Linked DNA regions of Mus musculus: region 2 is linked to region 1. The links are chromatin loops, found by intact Hi-C in ENCODE. Cell type or tissue: gastrocnemius. All regions are shown on one strand. Each heading gives the region's core, and the rest is flanking DNA. Links, peaks and the distances in the headings are about the cores only. Region 1 has its middle 9.2 kb from the start of Gm43568. Region 2 has its middle 9.2 kb from the start of Gm40139.

The links. Peaks named below come from ENCODE experiments on the same cell type or tissue, not always from the same donor. Only the 100,000 strongest peaks of a DNase experiment are listed, where the experiment ranks them.
Region 2: a loop joins it to region 1, with 14 times the contacts of the local background. A loop is called at or near these places in 33 of 42 quality-filtered maps.

The regions. Positions count from the first base shown.
Region 1 is chr3:122,637,543-122,640,457 of GRCm38, reverse strand. No RefSeq gene overlaps it. Among named protein-coding and RNA genes, the nearest start is that of Gm43568, 9.2 kb to the right of the region's middle. In gastrocnemius, for the core only: a CTCF peak has its summit at 1,619 (motif pointing right); DNase peaks (open chromatin) are centred at 642, 1,617 and 1,939; H3K27ac peaks cover 197 bases.
Region 2 is chr3:122,310,969-122,313,883 of GRCm38, reverse strand. No RefSeq gene overlaps it. Among named protein-coding and RNA genes, the nearest start is that of Gm40139, 9.2 kb to the left of the region's middle. In gastrocnemius, for the core only: no CTCF peak of the experiment used is centred there; a DNase peak (open chromatin) is centred at 1,626.

The DNA.
Region 1 (2,915 bases), core at 258-2,757:
GTGTGGCCATGTTGATGGAAGAGTGTCACTGTGGGGGCAGGGCAGGCTTTGAGGTTTCCTAGACTCAAGCTCCACCCAGTGTGAAACAGTCTCTTCTGCTGCCTGAGAATCAAGGTGTAGAACTCCTGGCTCCTTCTGCACCATGCCTGCCTGGACACAGCCATGCTCCTGCCATGATGATAATAGACTGAACCTCTGAACCTGTAAGCCAGCCCCAATTAAATTTTATACTTTATAAGAGTTGCCTTGACCCGGGCGGTGGTGGCGCACGCCTTTAATCCCAGCACTTGGGAGGCAGAGGCAGGCAGATCTCTGTGGTCTACAGAGTGAGTTCCAGGACAGCCAGGGCTAAAAGAGAAACCCTGTCTCGAAAAAACAAACAAACAAAAAGAGTTGCCTTGGTTGTTGTGTCTGTTCACAACAATGAAACTCAAACTATGACAACAAATGAGCACAGGCTATATAACATGTTGGTCCGGCTAAGAACACATGTATGAACAAGCATGCACAGGCAAAAATGTAGTGGTACTGGGACATGGCATGTTTGCTACAGTCACTTGGCAGCCCCAGGGCATAGCAAATGAACAGGGCTGCCCAGGCTGTGACCTGGCACCACTGAAACGTGGCAAACATGCAGCAGGTACACCTGGGCTGCCACATGGCAGCTCGGTGTCCTGGCAGGCATTTGACAGGTTTGCCCAGGCCACTGCATGGTAGCAATGAAACACAACAGGCATGCAAACAGGCATAGTTAGGCCATCACAGGGCAGAGAAGGGACAGGGCAGGAATACACACAGATTGGGGAGCACTAGAACACAGCTGGAGTATAACAGGTGAGCATATCCCCCATGTGGCAACGCTAAAACATGGCCGCTCGTGAACACAAGATCCTGTGCCACCGCAGGGCAGCACTGAGATCTGGCTCCCGTGAGAACAGGTGAGTCCAGAACACGGCACGACACTACTGGGATGTGGTACACATTTGAACTCCAGTGGCTATTCTGCCACGGGGTGGTGCTGGGACTTGGCAGATGTGTACATAAGGAATTCTTCAACATGGTGGCACGGGGAAACAGCATGCATCCCAACAGGCATTATACTAAGACATGGCATGTGTGACAACAGGCATGCCTAGACCACCCCTTAGTGACCCTAGGACACAGCAGGCAGGCAAGTAGGCTACCCAGGTCACCATGTTGTAGCAATGGGACACAGCAGTCATGCAACATGCTTGCCCAGGGCATCACACTGGTGGCCTAGTAACACAGCAGACATGCAAACACAGCAGGCTATGAAGTGGCAGTGCTGGGACATAGCGGGCTTGCAGCCAGGCATTCCCACACCACCAAGTTGTGGCACAAAGATATAGTAGGTCTTAGTACAGATATACCAAAGCCCCCACATGTTGGCCCTGGGACTCAGCATGCATACAAACGAATGGCAGCATAAGAACACAGAGCGCATGTGAACAGGTGTGCCCAGACAGCCTAGTGGAACACAACACTAGAACACAGCAGGCATTCAAACCTGCATGCCCGGGTTTTGAGACATAGCCAAGTATGTAAACGAACATGTACAGACCACCAGGTGGCAGCACTGAGACACACCAGACATGTGAACAGGTAAACACAGGCCACCAGGTGGCAGCACTGGAACACAACAAACAAGTGACCAGGAATGCCCAGGCCATCACTTGGAGATTCTGGGTCCGTGGAAAGAGTGTCAATAGATGAGCTTGCTACCACGTAGAGGTGCTAGGAGGCAACTTGCAGGTGAACCTGATCCCCTACTTTGCAGTCCTGGAACAGAACATGGTTGTCAAATGCACTGCAACACAGCAGAACTGGTAGGTGAGATTCACGAATGTTTGGGCTTGCCCAGACTTTCACAGGACTGAGACTTGACAGGCTTGTGGACAAAGGTGCCTGTGCCAACACATGGTGTTGCTGGAACACTGCAGACTCCGGAACAAGTATACTCATGACGACCCCTGGTGGCACTGGGAAATGGTATGTGTCCCAACAGGTGACCCTAGGTTGACAATTGGAAGTTTGGGGACACAGCGTAATTAAGAACCGGAGTGACAGGCGGGTGAAATGGCTCAGTGGGTAAGAGCACCCGACTGCTCTTCCGAAGGTCCGGAGTTCAAATCCCAGCAACCACATGGTGGCTCACAACCATCCATAATGAGATCTGACTCCCTCTCTTCTGCAGTGTCTGAAGACAGCTACAGTGTACTTACATATAAATAAATAAATCTTAAAAAAAAAAAAAAAAAAGAACCGGATTGACGACCCCATTACTTGGTGACTCCTGGACAAGGCAGGTGTGTGAAAGTCTATTCTTGCGGTGTCCTGTGGCTGTCCCAGGGCATGGCATGTGTGCAGACAGGCCAGTCTAAACCACTCTTGTGTCCGTGCTAGAACCTGGCCGGTGTGTGAACAGCATGTACAACCCACTAAATGGCAGCACCGGGACACGGAGCATGTGCAAGCAGATGTGGTTAGGCCATCAGGTGGTGGCATGCAGGGAACATGGCAAACATGCAAACAGGCATGCACACAGTACTCCTGGAACATGGAAGGTGTAAAATCAGGTATACCCAGGTCACCAACTTGCAGCACAGGGACATGGCAGACATGAGAACAAGGGAACCCAAGCCATCACAATGCTAGAACACAGTTGTTGTGCAAACAGGAGAAGCTGTGTACTGAGAACTGAAGCGTCAAACTCTGATCCCGTCTGGTTATCACAAAGAATAACTTCACCTCTAAGCTAAGATGTATGGAACTGTCTGGAAAGTCTAAAATTCTTTTTATTTTCCTTAGAGGAATTTAAAGAAATTATTTTGTTTGAAGTGTTTGTAGATTATGCTGTCTTAGACATTACACTGCAGGGCTAATTACTGTCCTCA
Region 2 (2,915 bases), core at 131-2,630, 330 kb after region 1:
AGTTTCCCTTGGATCTCTTAGAATACTTTTTAAAAAAAGATTTATTGATTTTATGTATAAGAGTACACTGTAGCTGTCTTCGGACACACCAGAAGAGGGCATCAGATCCCACTACAGATGGTTGTGAGCCACCATGTGGTTGCTGGGAATTGAACTCAGGACCTCTGGAAGAGCAGTCAGTGCTCTTAACTGCTGAGCCAGCCCTCCAGCCCTCCGGCCCTCCAACCCCTCTTAAAATACTTTTTCATGTGCAGTTTTAGCCATGGTGGAAAGACCTACAGATGGCCAGGATGGTCGTGTCCTATGCCATTGCAACTGTGTGTGGTCCAATCGGGTGGCTTGTTAGAGATGTAAGTACTTGACTTGCATATCCCAAGCCTGTGTGAACCAGAATCCTGTAGGTGGGAGAGGTCACCCTTAGGCTCTGCCTCCTCTCCAGTATACCTTGGGCTCTCCCTATCCTGGGTCCTCTCTAGTAGCTTCTCCTCACGGCATCATTTTCCTGTTAATATTTGACTATGTACATCACCCATGCTCAGATCCTAGGAGCCGGATGTTCTGGAAGGACTAACCCAGAAAGCAGTAAGTAGCGGCTTTACCCACGCTAAGGAATGCTTCTGTTCTCTGCTGCACAGACCTTGGAGCGCTCCCTCTGTCCCATTCCCTTGCTCCAGATTGCTTTTTTTGGGCAAGGTCCCTGCTCTCCTGCCAAGTACAGGCGTGTGTTGCATTCACAAACATGTGCAGTGAAGGTCGCCTGCTTGTCTGGTGGTTCAGATAAGCTTTGCACACAGGTGCCCTGGCCAGCCCAGGGCAAAGGTCAGTGCTCTGCAGAGGGCCAAAGCCACACTTTCCTAAGAGGCCCCTCTGTACTCCCTAACCCACTGAGGGAACTTTAGACCTCAAATCAGGTAGGAAGGCTCTTCCGGAATAAGATGTGCATGTGTGTGTCTTTTATTTGGATATAAGTTTGAAGTTACGGAAAAGTCGTAAGTACAGCATGTGGAATTCCCATCCACTCTACCTAGGTTCACATTTTACCTACATCTGTTTCTATTATGACTTTTATTCTTGGGTGGGGGTGGGAAGGTATCATTCAAAAACAGGTTAAGGACATTATGCCCATTTCCCCCTAAATTATTTTGAGAGAAACATGTCAAAACACAGCACAGTTAACAACTTTGAAAAGCATAATATTGACACAATTTATCTAACCCACAGTCCAAATTAAGATGCTATCAACCACCTTAATATTTCTTATGTCTATGGCTTTTTCCCACCCAAGGACCCATTCAAATCATTCATTCGTTTGTTCACTCGTTCGTTCATTCATTATATCTAGTTGTTCCATCTCTTTAATCTTCATAAACATGGAACTGCTATTTTTTAATTCTTTGACCCTTGCTATTTTTGAAGGCTATCAGATGGTTGCTTAGTAGACTGATCTTTTACCTGGTATTTCAGGATTCAGTTTAGGTAAGCATTCTCTGAGAGGAAAAAAATCACCAAGGTAGCATTTTATCTGGTGAGAAAGCTCCTGCCTGCCCTCTGAACCAATACTAGCAGAGTTACCATTGCTCTCTACAAAGACTGCAAACAACCACTTTGTGGAGGGTGCCCTCTGCTGGCCATTTCTAGCACTGCAGCTGTAAACTTCCAACAACAACCCTGGACACAGGGTTGCGTGACCCTGGGAATTATTCCTCCTTATTAACTTTGATTCCCTCACTGATAGAATGGGGGACATCGGTGTCTTCTCTGCTTCTCTTACAAATTGCAAGGTGGTTGAGTGTGAAAGAGATTTACAAAGATGGTCAGGTGTCTCATATTCAAGCTTACGTTCTTGCTGGCTCCTATGACTTTTCTATAGGCTCAGATTAATGGTCCCTAGAGTGCCAAACCTGCTCTTCGTGATTCCCACTCACTACCTGAAAACCCTCCAATGGTGTTGGGCTCTATGGACATCATGATAAGCGCCATATCCCTGCTGAAGAATCCATGGACACAGGTCAAGGACATAGTGAACTGGCTTTCAGTGTGTCTGTCCGAGCAGGACCACTGCTGGCCTGTGTACCAGCCACTATAGCCTGTGTTCACTGGGGTCACAGCCCTTGCTCTTCCCAGGTGGTAAGAGCAAAGGCACAAACCCTCTGACACCCACCAAACATATCCTCTCAATAGGAATTGTCCCCAGCGTTTTCAATGGCACTGTAGGAATCTGTTTACAAGATGAGTAAAAATTCTCTTTATCCCGACTTTAGGTTTTTTGTCCATATTTTCTTCGCCCCCTTCTCAGAAGCCTAGGTCTCTGTCCACACAAGTTCTCCTTGGTGCCTTTCTTCCCTACTTTATTTTTTATTTTATTTTATTTGGGTTTCGAGACAGGGTTTCTCTGTGTAGCCCTGGCTGTCCTGGAACTCACTTTATAGACCAGGCTGGCTTCGAACTTAGAAATCCGCCTGCCTCTGCCTCCCGAGTGCTGGGATTAAAGGCGTGCGCCACCACGACCGGCTTTTTTCTTCCATACTTTTTTTTTGTTGTTGTTGTTTTTTGTTTTTTGTTTTTCGAGACAGGGTTTCTCTGTATAGCTCTGGCTGTCCTGGAACTCACTTTGTAGACCAGGCTGGCCTCGAACTCAGAGATCCACCTGCCTCTGCCTCTGCCTCCCGAGTGCTGGGATTAAAGGCGTGCGCCACCACACCCGGCATACTTTTAATAACTATTTATGGAACACTCGCTATGCTCCAGGCACTGCGTTGGGCTATATATGTGCTTACCCCCTTATCCCCTCCCCCCGCCCCGTGCCTCCTGAGGGGAAGGCGGGGATGGGGGTGGGGTGGGGGTGGTCCTGCTGTGCTTCTCAGGCATTCTTACCTCCTCCCAGGAGGCCCAGAGCCGCCTCCTCCTCCTCCTCC